Regions from separate parts of the Mus musculus genome. Here region 2 is linked to region 1. A link is a loop called in an ENCODE intact Hi-C map of the cell type or tissue named here. Cell type or tissue: gastrocnemius. All regions are shown on one strand. Links, peaks and the distances in the headings refer to the core of each region. The heading gives the core; the rest is flanking DNA. Region 1 overlaps Erp44 (endoplasmic reticulum protein 44). Region 2 overlaps Invs (inversin).

Region 1 (6,834 bases), core at 1,852-5,851:
ATTTCCATGAATCCTAGAAACAGCTTGTTAGTTTCTAACAACAAAGGGGGATCCTGGGTTTCTAATTAGAGTTAACTGCATTGAGAGCAGTTTGGAAAGTTACTATTGTAGTAATCTTAAGTCTTTTGATCCACAAACATTCTTAATCTTTCAATGTATTTAAATATTTTCAGCTTCAGCAATTTTTTTCTCATTTTCCAGTCTACATATAGTACTTTGATACTCATACAACCTACATTAGACTATTTTACTTTTAGATTGATTGCATGTGCGCACATATGTGTATGTTTTCTTACTTACTTGGCTCTACCGCTGCCATCTTATGTGAGGACTCTGTCAGTGCCCTCAGTATGCTCTGACAGATGTGGCCAGTGCCCTCAGTATGCTCTGACAGATGTGGCCAGTGCCCTCAGTATGCTCTGACAGATGTGGCCAGCTCTCCACTGAGTCCAGGCTACGGTAGTGACTTGTCAGATCTTGGCTCTTTATGGCCATTTAAAAAAATCTTTATTTTTCAGAACCTAGACAATTCCAAGAAGTATTGGTTATATAATTTGTAGAATATTTTTCAGTTTGGGTTTGTCTAGGTTCCTCCCACACCGAGGCTTTGCACATCTTTTTTGAGACTTGTTTTTATTTTTCAAGACAGGGTTTCTCTGTATAGCCCTGGTTGTCCTGGAACTTGCTCTGTAGACTAGGCTAGCCTCAAACTCACAGAGATCTGCATGCTTCTGCCTTCTGAGTACTGAGATTAAAGGCATGCGCCACCACTGCCTGATGTAAGATTTATTTTTAACTATGTCTCAGTTTTTGATACTCTTATAAATGGCTTTGGCTTTTAAATTTTAAAATTTTGCATTTTTTGTTAATATGTAGGGATTAAAATTAACACTTTTGTATTGCTTTGTGTTGAAATTTAATTCCAGCAGTTTTTATTTAGAATTTGCATAGCTTTCTAGTGAAAATAATTGTGCTCTATACAAATAAAGTCAGTTTTCCTTCCTGTGGTCAGTGTCTCCTTACCATATCCTGCACAGACAAGTTCATGTGCTCGTGCTTTGGGATTAACTCTGTGGAGTCAGAGGACCCGTTTCCTAGCAAGGTGTTTGCAGAATCAAGATGTCATCCTGACTCTGCACGACTCACTCTATTAGTCTCCTGTTAGGTATTCTGGGAGTCTGCTCTGGCCTGTCACTGTGCTTCACGCTGTCTGTCTTGTTCTGACTCAACTGCTTCACTCAGACGTCTCATCCAGAGTCATAGTGGTGTGTATTGGAGAGGCTCCTGTGAAAAGTTTCTAGCTAAATGAACTGGTGAGCCTGCTCATTGAGTGCTCATGTGGAGTTCAGCTTGTTCTTACATACATTGCCTCAGCTATGGTCACCACAGTCTTTTGAATTAGCTAGTGGTATTTACTCAACCAGAGCATAAGTGCCAATTCTCTGTAATGACATGTGACTGGTCCTAGAGATATAGCAAAATACACTTGTATGCTGTTTTAACTTCTCTGAAGGGGCAGTGTTAATTATGTGATGCATTATATTGATAAGCATAGCTTACTCTGATGGGGTAGGGAAGGAAGCCTCTCAGGATATGATATAAACTTGAAGGAAAAGTAGTACTTCCGCTGTAAGCTCAAGCTGTGTGGTGACAGGTAAGCGTGTGAGGAAGATCTCACTATGGTGTGGCAGGTATGCGTAAAGGTGACATCTCTCTGAGCTGAATCTTGCACAGTCCATTTGGGGAAATATTTGTAAATGCTATCTTCACTTTTCTAATCAGCCCACTTTAAGATTGATGATGAGGTGAGATTATAAAGTTGAGAAACAACAGAATTACAAGCCAAGCCAGTATAGAAATAAAATGCCATTTAAAAAAAATGAAGCATCACACGGGTATTTTAAAGACGTTCTTGGGAAGGCAGTGCACCTACTCATCTCTAAAAACAGGTGGGGAAGTCTTCTCTAGAAGACTGTTTGTTGGTTTATCTTGAAAATTCATTTCAGTGCATATTCCAGGAGCCACTCACTTGGTTTGCTGCTTGCTTTTCCGTGGAGCTCCTCTCCTACCCACTGGCAACTCAGGCAGCCTTCTGTTCTGCCTTTAACCTCACTTCCTTATGTACCCTTCTTAGTAAGGACATTGTGTGAAAGGTTCAGTTCCGTGCTGAGGACTTGGGAGGTGGAGTAGTTCCACCCAGTCGGCACTTGTGTTTCAGGAATGACCTGCACACACCCTTGTTTATCTCTGTCTGCTCTCCTCTGTGCAGCTGAAAGGGTTATTAGCACATGAGCTGGACTTCCATCAGGAAGCCCACCTACTGTTTCATTTTATTGCAACCCCAATGTAGAACTTATATTTCACTTTTAAGCTCCTAAAATTTTTCATTTGCTATACTCATTGTAGGAAATGAATGAACTATAAGGAAAATAGGGAGAGAAAAAGGAAAATGAAGGCATGACTACTAGAAAAGAAACAGAAATTGAACTCAGTCCCAACTGTCTCTGTCCCCGAGCCGACAGGAACAGGTAGTCTTACTGGTCCTACGGAAGAGCAGGATGTCAGGTCTTGTTTTTGCCATTATTCTGACAGTTTTCCTCCTCTTCTCTGTCTAAAGGACTTGGGAAACTACATCTCTAATCAGGATATATGCTGTTGTGTATTCCTTAGATGGGGTGGCAAGAATCACAGCTTCTTATACTATACCAAGGAACTCCACACTGAAACATGGTTTTGGTGTATATGCTATTTGTTGGGGGTTTTAAGGCTTTTCTAAGAGTTTGTCCTGTGTAGACAGGGGTAATATTGGAAGTAGTTACATTAGTTACAGTGGTAGCAATAAAATAGAAGGCCAGGTGTGGTGGCACTTATGCTCAGCCTCAGCATTTCGGAGGCAAAAGCAGATGAATCTCTGGGTTCAAGGCCAGCCATATAGTTTATTAGCCTACACTGGGGAGTCCAGGCTATGCATCCAGGCTAGGATACATAGTAAAATACTGTCTCGATAAATAAATCAGTAAAATGTGAGCCTTGTAAGACTATGGGCCTCACCTCTGTAGTGATCTTTACCAACTTTGGTATCTAGCAGGTAGACTTGTTCACTTGTGGTAATTGAATAGATGAATGGATTATTGAATGCCCACCAATAACTGGAGCATGACAGGTACACTGGTACTTTAAATTGGTTATCTCAGGTCTCTAACAGTACATGTGAGGAGTTTCTTCTGTACTTTTCCACATCTAACTTCATTGATTATAAGGAACTATTTTATCTCCACATGCAGAAAGTATTGTGTGTCTTACAAGGAAGGGAAATGCACTCAGGATCTCGTGTGACTCATGCCAGCTGAGTCAGCGTTTACATGTCTCCATGCAGTGATTGACTGCACACTTGCCTGTTTGACTGGCTGGAGAATTTGCTTTATTCTCAATTAAAACGTCATTGCTAGTTAAGTAGGTTTTATTCAAGGTCAGCAAGATAAAAACTAAAATATTAATAGTGGTTTTTCTGTAGAGACTAGGAATAGTTAATAATGGTGGCTGGATTACAAGTGATTAGTTTTCTTTATAGTTTTTTTCTAAAAGCATTTGTCAAATATGCATATTTTGTATCTCCACGTATATGTGTGTATGCACATGCTTCAAACATACTTTTGCCTGTACTGCAGAACATGAATCCATGCCATCTGCAGTCTCCTCATTTGAGAGTGTGGGAATAGAATTCACCATTCTGATGTTAGTGCTGCCTTTCCCTATGGAAGGTCCTGTCCGTCTGCCCCTGGTGGGACCAGGTTCTCTACTGACCTCCAGTGGCTACAGTCTGTATGGCATTAAGCAGGGACACTCAGTGTTTGTTGGTCAGTGCAGAATCATCTACCCTCCCATGAGCATTTTTTGGAATGCTCTCTGTCCTTGAATTAGACAATATGCTACCATATGCTCAAGTTACTCTTACCTGTCTGTCTTCCAGTGCTACTTGAACCTTCCTTATTTAAAATTAAGCTTTTATGAGACCTGTACATAAATCCTGCATAAAGAACGCAAAAAATATAATTAGCTCATGTGTGTAAGACAGAATTCTGTTGGTCCCGGTAAAAATAGTTGGAAAATAAACAACTATATAGAAAACCACCCAGCACTGCATTACTCGGGGAAAGTAAGCCTCAAGGTCACTTAATGTTTCTGTCTGGAGTTTTATTTGATGGTGTTTCTTGGGGAGGATGCTTGTTTTAGGGCACTATGGTTTGAGAATAGGAAGAGATACGGAAACAGCAGTTGTCCTTCTCCTGGGTTCTGCAGTGAGAACCTTCTGATGAAACCATATGCCTCCTTGGACTGACCTGGATAATAGTAGTGGGCCATAGCTGGGACAAGAGATGACATACTTGCCCTATTTGGAACCCTCCTGGGTATTGTGAGACAGGTAGGAGGAATTCATCAAGGAAAACTTAGTGACCATTGAAGCAAAGTACATGCTAATTTTCTAGTCATGAAGTTATTAACCTCCTGAAATTTCTAATTCCTTTGACATCCATTTTAACATTTGATCTATCTAGTTAATTTTTTAAAAAGCATTTATTATACCCCTGAAGTCATTCTTTGTTACATTGTTAAAATGTTAAGCTGTAATTATTTTAAAATCACGTTTGGCCAAAGCTTATGAAAAGTCACCTTTATGTCTGGACTTACTGATCAATGTAATTTTAAGGGTTTTTCTTCTTAATAATTAAAAGTTACCTCATTGTGCAGCACACCTGCTACCGTGATGTTTGAGAATTAACTCACTGACTAGTCCCCTAATAGTCTTCAAATATTAGGTAACTTTTTTCTTCATAACCAGATTTTTAAGGCAGCCTGATGGTTATAATGACAGAGTATGGAAACAGGCTCTGGCAGCCTATATCAGGAGTCGGGCAGCAGTTCTTTACAGTACTTCTGTTCCTGCTGGGTGAATATTTTCAAAGTCCAACCCCATAGCTATCTGGCCAAGCTATCACAGACAGGATAGCATTCAAATGCTGTTAATAGAACTGCAGGCCCTCAGGGTCTCTCTGATCTTAGTATCCTCTGCTGTATAAAACCTTTTTCTTTTAGTGTATTAAGTTTTCATTACACTCATTGATTTATCAGGTTTAGAAAGTTAAAAGGGGAAAACAAGAGAGACCAAAACTGTGAATGCAGTTTGGTTAGGTAGGTAGGGCTTGGGGAGAATCTAGGAGAAGTTATGGGAGAGGGGTGAAAATGATCAAAATACATTGTATGAAATTCTCAAAGAACTAATTAAGATGTTATTTTACAAAAAGAAAATTGAAAACATTATATTGTCTCTAGTAGAATCTTTTACTGTTCATTTTCAAACTGGTTCTTAGATTGCAAATTTAAAATAAAACGGTTACTCCTATTAGACTAGTCATTTTTGTGCTAGTCTGTCACAAATCCTTTCTGCCAGACCCTTGGTAGGAGTAAAATAAAGACCAGATATGTTCACCCCTTGCTGGAAACTTAGACACTCACCTCATTTATATTAACTCTGACTATACACTTAAGTTGTACAGGACAGGGTCTTTGTAGGGCTTGATATTTTCAGTATAGATTTTGAGGATTTAGTTTTGGTTTTGCCAATGTGGTGGACAAAAACCTTCATCTGGTAGTTTAATCAATAGCTTCCTGATGACAGCTGAGCATGTTTTTATGTTTATTGGCCATCTGTGATTCATAAATTGAACAATTTCTTTAGTTCACTTATTTTTTTTGATGGTCCTTTTAAAATGCAGTTCTCTTTCTTTCTTTTTATCCATATGATCATTTGTTTCTTGTGTATGTTACAAGTACCTCTCTCCTAGTTTGTCATAAAAACCCATGATCTTGCCAGGTATGATGGTGCATACAAGTTGGTGGATCATGAGTTCAAGGCTAATCTGGCTACATAGCAAATCTGAGGGCAGCCTGGGTTGCATGGTGAGACCCTGTTAAAAAACAACCCAAAATGTATTTAACCTCAAAGTGCTTTCTTGTCTATATGGGACTCCAAAATCTGTCAAGCCTGGTGGCAGTGTGTGATCCTGACTCAGGGTTACAGGTTCCTTGCCTGAGTAAACATTGTCCCCTAAGCACCCCAGGCTAGAGCAGCCCTCCTCTGTTTTCTGCCTGCTTCTCCTCCACACCCACCCTCAGTCTCCTGGGTTGCCCTAGCACTCAGTAAGTGCCCGTTGAGACTATGCTTTGTGTCTTAGGCCCTCGCAGGCTCCTCTGCTGGGCCAGGAGTGTTGTCTGGGAAAGGCTTCATGGCTTCTGTCTCTTTTGCTTTTGCAGGAGTAACACCGAGTCCTAAACTGCAACTGCCGATTTAATTTCTAAAAGGAAACCTCTAGGGAAGAATGTGGCTGTGATCTTGGCTATCTAGAAAGGGTCTTTTCTTTGGGGGACATTTCAGTTTCTTTAGTCATTGTGGCTTTTGTGATTTTTGATATCTTTAAAAATATACTTTTAAAAAATGTTCAATTTTTGCTAGTTATTATAGTGAAGCAGTAGATGTGTGGCAGTGAAGCACCTGCTGTAGATTGGCGTGCTTGTTCTTTAAAATGTAAATATGCCCCTGCCAGCATATTACACTAAAAGTCTAAGCAGACATCAGTGGCAAAAGCTTTTAGTGTTTCATCAAGTTATTTGGTATTTATTTAAATATCTTCTTCTCAGATAAAGGAAGCCATTCACTTCTATTTCTGAAGTGTGAATGGATGTTGAATTTTATTGAATGGTTTTCTGCTCCTTTTGAGGTAATACAATATTTCTTTCTTTAGGGTCTTAGTCTCTCCTTGTGGTTTTAAGTTACAG
Region 2 (6,834 bases), core at 938-4,937, 160 kb before region 1:
TATTTTTCTACTTATTTTTGCTGTGGTACAATATGCATAAAGTAAAACTGATCATTTAGAGAAACACCAGCACTCAGATGCTCTGAATAGGAAAATATTAATGCATGGTTGCAAAGCAAAAGTTGATTTTCTGACTGCAAACTAAAGAAAATTTGAAAAATACAAGAACCGTCTGAAGTAAAACCAAACCAACTAACCAACCAACCATACAAAACAGAGAAGGGTTGGAGAGGTGGCTCAGCAGTGAGGAGTGCCTGCTCCCATTGCAGAAGAGCAGGCCAGTTCCCGGCACCCACATCAGGTGGGTCACAATGACCTGTAATCCATTTCTAGAGCATCTGACACTCTCTGGCCTCCACATGTACCTGCATTCACATGGTGCACAGAAACTCATGTAGGTACTATGTGTGTGTGAGGATGCACTAGTGCATACACAAACACAGCACATGCATGCACACACACACACACACACACACACACACACACACACACACACACATTTAGGAAATCTTTGAAAAACCATAAGCAGTAAATATAATTATCATATGGATTTTAACTTCATGGGATTATTGGTACTAACAAGACTATGGTTCATCTACAGTGGAAAGAAAAGGATTACTGCTTGATTCCAACAAGTGACCACATTTTTCTTTCTATAAAGAAAGATCAACAAAACTATGAGCTGTGCAAGCAATCTGTTAAAATTTAAGAGCAAGGAAAGTTAAAAAAAATTCTAGCAAGAATTGAGAGGGCAGATGTCAGAACTGAAGTGCAATTAATAGTTGTTCCATGGCTAACATTTATGGAGTGTGTCCTGTTTGAGATACTGTGTTAGGGATCTTGCATTACCTCATTTTACCTTCAGTTATCCTTTTCATGTATTCCAAAATTATGACATAAATGAATTGAGTAATTCCCCCAAGAACACATACTGAGTAAGCAGTGGCTTTTGGATTGGAATCCAAGGAGACTACTGCTGACAGCCCAACCATTAAAGTCATTGCCTGCTTAGTGCACTGTGCAGGCGATGGCACTGTGAGTCCGGGTGATGCTTAGTGCGTTGCATGGACAGCCAGCCACTGTGAAGTCAGGTGCCCACACACTTAGTATACTGCACAGGCAGATAGTCATCATGAGTCCAGGTGCCCACAGGGACTGTTGAGTCTCTCACCAACGACAAATGTTGACTTCTACAGTTAAGCAGGACAGGGTTTGGATTATTGTTTTGCCACTTGGATCTCGGGCAAGCTTTAATCCTCTTGCTGGTCAGATTCCCCACCAACCAAAGGAGATGATACTACCGATCACAGGATTGCTAGCAGGGTAATGGCAGACTTTTAGAAAATACTCTCTGGGACGTCGGGATATGTGGAATTGCCCTCCCACAGGGATGGTGACAATGCCTGCGGCTTGACAAAACAAAGTGTCCCTTTCTTTTTTCATCTGTCTTTGACCCTTACTGCCCATCACCTTGTTTTTGTCCTGTGTATCCACCTCCCCAGGGGCCATAAACTTCAGCAGAAGAGCTAGACACTTGGGGCTCCTGTGCCGAGTGCTCAGGTGCAAAGGTGTCATCTCTTCTAGATCCTTCTGCATCCAGTTTGCTCTTCGAGTAAGTAAGAGTTTCATAAAGCGATAATTTCCCTAGGTGAAAAAAGGAAAAAGAGAGGATGAGAAGAATTTACTACCCTGTGGCCACTGAGTAAATACATTTTATATGTTTTCAGGATTTAAACTACTTTCATAGAGTATACCATGCAGAAAAGTTAATAAAAGGAAAAATGAACATACCTATACTAAGACAGTGATTGCTTTTTGTTTTCCTGTTTCTTTTGATCACTTATGAACACACATATAACTTACACAGTGGCTGGCCAATATTTATTGGGTTAAGTAACATGTTTTTTATATCCAGACTATTATTGCTAGGTGTTTAAAATGTTAGTCTATTATTACTGGATATGCAGACACAAAAACTTTCAATCACAAATATTTATCATAGAAAATGCTTCAATATACGTCATTTTGTACTCAGCTTTTCTCTTTTATCATAAAAACCAAATAACCAGCAGGCACATTTGAGGGTTAGGTTTGTACATTTTATGGCTTGTGTGTATTTTTTTTTTAAGTTACTGTCCTCTACCATCAATATGTAGGGTATTTATTTATTGGTTGTCAAAACAGGGTACATTCAAATACTGTAACATACACTATGTGATTCTTCTCACTGCTGTTTCCCTACAGACTGTATGTTTCAGGAAGCACAGCCATGTTTCATTGGCTACTGTACCCAGTATAATTTCTAATACAGACTACGTGCTTAGTAAATGCAAATAGATTATATGATAGACTGAGCATGAAGAAATGAAAGAGCTCCTGCATTTTTGTTTGCACTTAAATATTCTGATTCACAGTTGTCATGTGAGGTCAGATCAGTGAAGAGTCTTAATTCTCAGATAACTGGCATTTGGCTCTTCTTGCTTTTAAAAGTTTCATTGATTTTAGCTATTTTAACAGCACACAAGCCTTGTCTGGCTTCAGTTTTACTGTAAGCTCTGAGAAGAAAGACACGAAAGTTTCCTCAAGAGGGCGCCCTGCTCTAAGCTTCCTTGAGAGAGCACCAGGTTATAAATTTCCTCAAGAGGGCTCCCTGCTCTAAATTTCCTGACATCTTTCCTTACACAGAAAAAAAAAGTGCTGTTAGGAAAAAAAAATCTGTATGACACTTCATACCAAAATAAAAAAATAAGGTTTGACCTTTCTGAGCATAGCATTTCAAATATTACAGAATTATTCATTATGACCTTTTAGAGATATTCAATCAGACAGTCATTTTGGTTGTGGAATCAGAAAACAGAAAGGAGAAGGAAAGTCACACAGTTGACAGTGGTGACCAATGGGCACAGACAATGCGCCTGGCACATCCATGCTTCCTGTTATTCTTGGGTCTCAAGCTTCCCTACCAATGCGGTATGAACCAGTAATAGCTGCTCCTCCGTTCACTCAGCAAACATTGGCTAAGCCATGTTATGAAGCAGGCAATTAGAACAAAGCTTTTGACATACATTTCATCTTTGTGCTACACTAAAGTATGGTGGAAAATATCTACAGACTAAAGTACCCTTCTGCATCTCACGTGTAAAACAGAGGCAACAACAATGCCTAGAATACTTACACATGTAAAATGAGGCAGATAATATTTGAAAAATAATTGAAGAACACACCGAGTGGATGCCTAGCAAATGTTTCCTAGGATTATGAACAGTTTCCTGGATATTGGGTTTCTCATCAGACCTGGATCTCACCAAGACCAGCTTGGCCAGCAAGACAGTGTAGATGGTAGGTGGATGGAAGAAGAGCTGGTGATGAAGGGTGGCAGGTAGAAAGGCTTGACCGTCATCATCTATAGTACAGCCAGTGGTTAGGAAGAGATCCGAGAATATAGATAGTTAGAATGATAGAGATAATGGCTTCTCTGATTTTCTTACACTGAAGACCATGTCTATGCTCTGCCCACAGTTTATAACACAAGGCTAACAGGAATTTGACTGGTACTCTGAGGAGGAGTCAGCCATATGAACAGATGAACTTCTTCAGGACTGAAAGACAGAGACCTATGAGGTATTATGTATGACAGCTGGGGCCAGACACAAAATAATTCACTTGGCCAACATCAACCTCCTGGGTCTCATGAGCAAGCATTTGGGAAATACTGATTATGTTGCAGGATATTTGATAACACTGTGACCCTCCAAGATTGTGTTGTTTATTGTTAAAACATGTTTCTTGTTGTGGTGTGGCTCACCCTTAGCACACATTTAATCTTAAACGATGAAGGTAAAGTTAGCTTGTAGAAGGAAGCACCCATGTTTGAAAGTGATGTCTAACTGACTGGCAGAAAAAAGTGATGAATCAGAAAAATCTGACAGAATAGGATCTGCCCAACTCTCACAAGAAGAGAGAGGAAAGGGAAGCTACTTAAGGGAGAGGCAGACAGCACAGGAGGAAGAGAGTACAGTGCAGGATACAGTAGAGTTTGTGGAGAGCAGTGCAGTAGAGCTGAGAGGGCAAGTAGAGCAGCACAGAGAGGGAGAAGGAGGTGTTTTACCGGGACAGTTATAGAGAGACAGGTTGCAGAAAGAGAGAACAAGCTAGACACAGGTGAAGATAGAAGGAGCCAACTTGCCAGAGTTAGTTTGAGGTCAATGAAGTCAGATGCTGAGAGAGAAGCCAGATCGAATCAGTCAGCTTGGAGAGGAGTTTGAGCCAGAGCAAGGGAGTTGAACCAGCCAGCCAGAGCTCAGAAAGAGCTTATTCAGCTCTAAGTCTCAGAGGCTGGAAACATTCTATGCCCAGGTTAGATTGTACGGAGGCTGGAAGCTTCCAGGACTAGGCCTAGGTTAGCAGATTGAGGCAGTAAGCTTCAGAGATGACAATCACAACAGATGAATAAAAGTTACTTTCATACAATTATATGCTGACTCAATCTTTACAAAGAAGCAGAAGGGACAGAATTTTCAGAACTGGCATGCAGACAGACATGGTGCTTGAAAAGTAGAGAATTCTCCATCTGAATCAACAGGCAGCAGAAAGAGAGTGACAGTGGGTCTGGCTTGAGCATCTGAAACTCCAAATCCCTCCCCCAGTGACACACTTCCTCCAACAAGGCCAGGCCTCTAACAAGTTCACACCTCCTAATTACACCACTCCCTATGGGTCTATGGGGCCATTTTCACTCAAACCACCACACTCTGGTTCATTATCTCTTCACCAGAGAAGCCTTCTGTTATCAGGATGTGTATTTATTCCCTCTAGAGAAATAGTACATTTCTCACTTTTCACAATCGGTGCTATAATGAATTGTTTTGTACATACTTTCTGGTAATTGTACAAGAATTTCTGGGCTCTTTCAAAAGCAGTTTCAATTTGCATTCCCAACAGAAACATGAAAATTCTTGTTTCTCTACAATTTTGTCCCACTTGGTTTTGTCAATGTGTTGACTTTGGCCAATCTAATTGGTATGCAGTGCTATTTTTATCATAAATTTAATCTGCACTTCCCTAGCTGAGATGGACTATTTTGTTGGCTATTTGTTTCTTCTTTTGTTGATAGCCTTTCGAGTTCTTTGCTAATTTGGAAACGTGGCTATTTGTACTTCATCCTGGAATATTTGTACAGACTATGGATACTCATCTTTTTGCTTTCCTTGGGATCTTTCGCTACGAATGAGCTAATATTCACAATGATATTATCTTCCCTTGCACTTTTTTATTTATCCCCTCTTATTGATTCAGTTTGTTCTTTGACAATTTCACATACATATTTAATACATTCTGTTTACTCTCTATCATCTCTCCTCTTATCTCTCTGTCAATCCTCACTCCTTCCCACTGGTCTCCTTCCCATATTCATGCCATTTTGTTTTGTGACATAATGATTTTAACCACTGGATCATCTGTGTAACCACTGGTTTGGAAATATCATGGTACCAAACCGAAGGCTAAATATTAATGTGTGTACCTACAGGCAAACAATACTCTCAACCTTAACCACAGAAGGTTTTCTTTGCAGTGAACTGTGATAAATGCAGAGACTCATGAAAGTTAAAGATGTTTAAAATAAATGATGTTTGAGTACTTAGCCCTAAATAGGACATTTATAGAACCTATCTAAGGCCCAGTGACTATTGAAGAAGGGACAGCAGGAAAAATATAAGAGCCAGAAGACAGGAAGAAGGGCTGGGAAACACTATCTTCATGCATGACATAGTTATTGTAAACAATCTCATAGTAGCTGTGGTAGGCTGCAGGAGGCCTGCCAATAGTCATGAATCAGGGAAGGCCTCCTGGCCCTGGTCCTCCCTACTGAACTATTGGCAATTAATGTATTGAGGAATCGTTCTCCCTTTCAGTTGTGAACCAAATGGTATTAACTTTTCTTCAACATTCAGTTTCTTCATATATTTTGGTATTTTTTTATAAGTAGATTGCTGCTATTACTATGGAGACAGAGTCTTTGCTGTTTAATCCTGGTTGGCTTGAAACTCACTATATAGAACAGGTTGGTCTTGCATGTGTGGTTATCCTGTTGTCTCAGCTTCCCAAGTGCTGGGATTCCATGTAATCCATGTACAGTTCCTAGGTTTCAAGTTGATTTTAAGGAAAGCCTCTTTGTTACAGTTTTATTTTTCCCTCCATATACCCTTCGGTTTGTTTCCACATAGCTCTTTGTGAAGTCTAAGAACCCACCTGACAGCATTCTCTTGAAGCCTTGTCTCCTATGACATTAGGGATACCACAGTGACAGTCACTCAGCTAATGGCAGCTTTCTGGCCCTGAGGTTGTCCTTGTTTTTTTGTCAGTTCTCCAAGCAGCATTCTCTAGAGCTGTAGAGCAATCTGAGGATACCCGGAACCTCTAACTGTATCTCTTTGCTTCAACAAAAATACAAAAGCTTTTTAATCACTCAGTGGGAAAAGAGTCTTTTCTTGAGCAAGATGTGGCTAGAATCACATTCTTTATGACTTCCGTCTGGTTGCAGTAAGTGTTTTTATCACGAACTTCTCACAGCACTGGGGATCTTCACTCATGTGTCCATCCATGAGGCCACCATAGCCCCTTTATCAGGCTACTGAGGACTTAGGCCATTTTCCTTCTTCTCAGCTGAAGCAAGGCAGCTTTAATACGTTGGACTTTGGCACATTTAGCAATACCAAAGAGGCATAAGTTTTGCCCCAGAACATACTTTGGTACCTACAAACCTCCTCTCACTGACCTCTGAATTTGGTTCTTTTTGCATGATCCCAGAACTCCTACTTACCACTTAACTTGGGG

The links. A loop is a pair of places that touch in the nucleus more often than their neighbours do. Peaks named below come from ENCODE experiments on the same cell type or tissue, not always from the same donor. Only the 100,000 strongest peaks of a DNase experiment are listed, where the experiment ranks them.
Region 2: it touches region 1 in a loop (10-fold over the local background); 31 of 42 quality-filtered maps call a loop at or near these places.

Annotation. Positions count from the first base shown.
Region 1 is chr4:48,222,318-48,229,151 of GRCm38, reverse strand. The region is part of intron 4 of Erp44 (endoplasmic reticulum protein 44); the gene reads left to right. Among named protein-coding and RNA genes, the nearest start is that of Mir1958, 13 kb to the right of the region's middle. In gastrocnemius, for the core only: a CTCF peak has its summit at 3,812 (motif pointing left); a DNase peak (open chromatin) is centred at 3,804.
Region 2 is chr4:48,376,915-48,383,748 of GRCm38, reverse strand. It overlaps Invs (inversin), which reads right to left. Exons shown (of 17, transcript NM_010569.4): 4 at 1,471-1,644. Among named protein-coding and RNA genes, the nearest start is that of Tex10, 93 kb to the left of the region's middle. In gastrocnemius, for the core only: a CTCF peak has its summit at 2,594 (motif pointing right); DNase peaks (open chromatin) are centred at 2,592 and 2,903.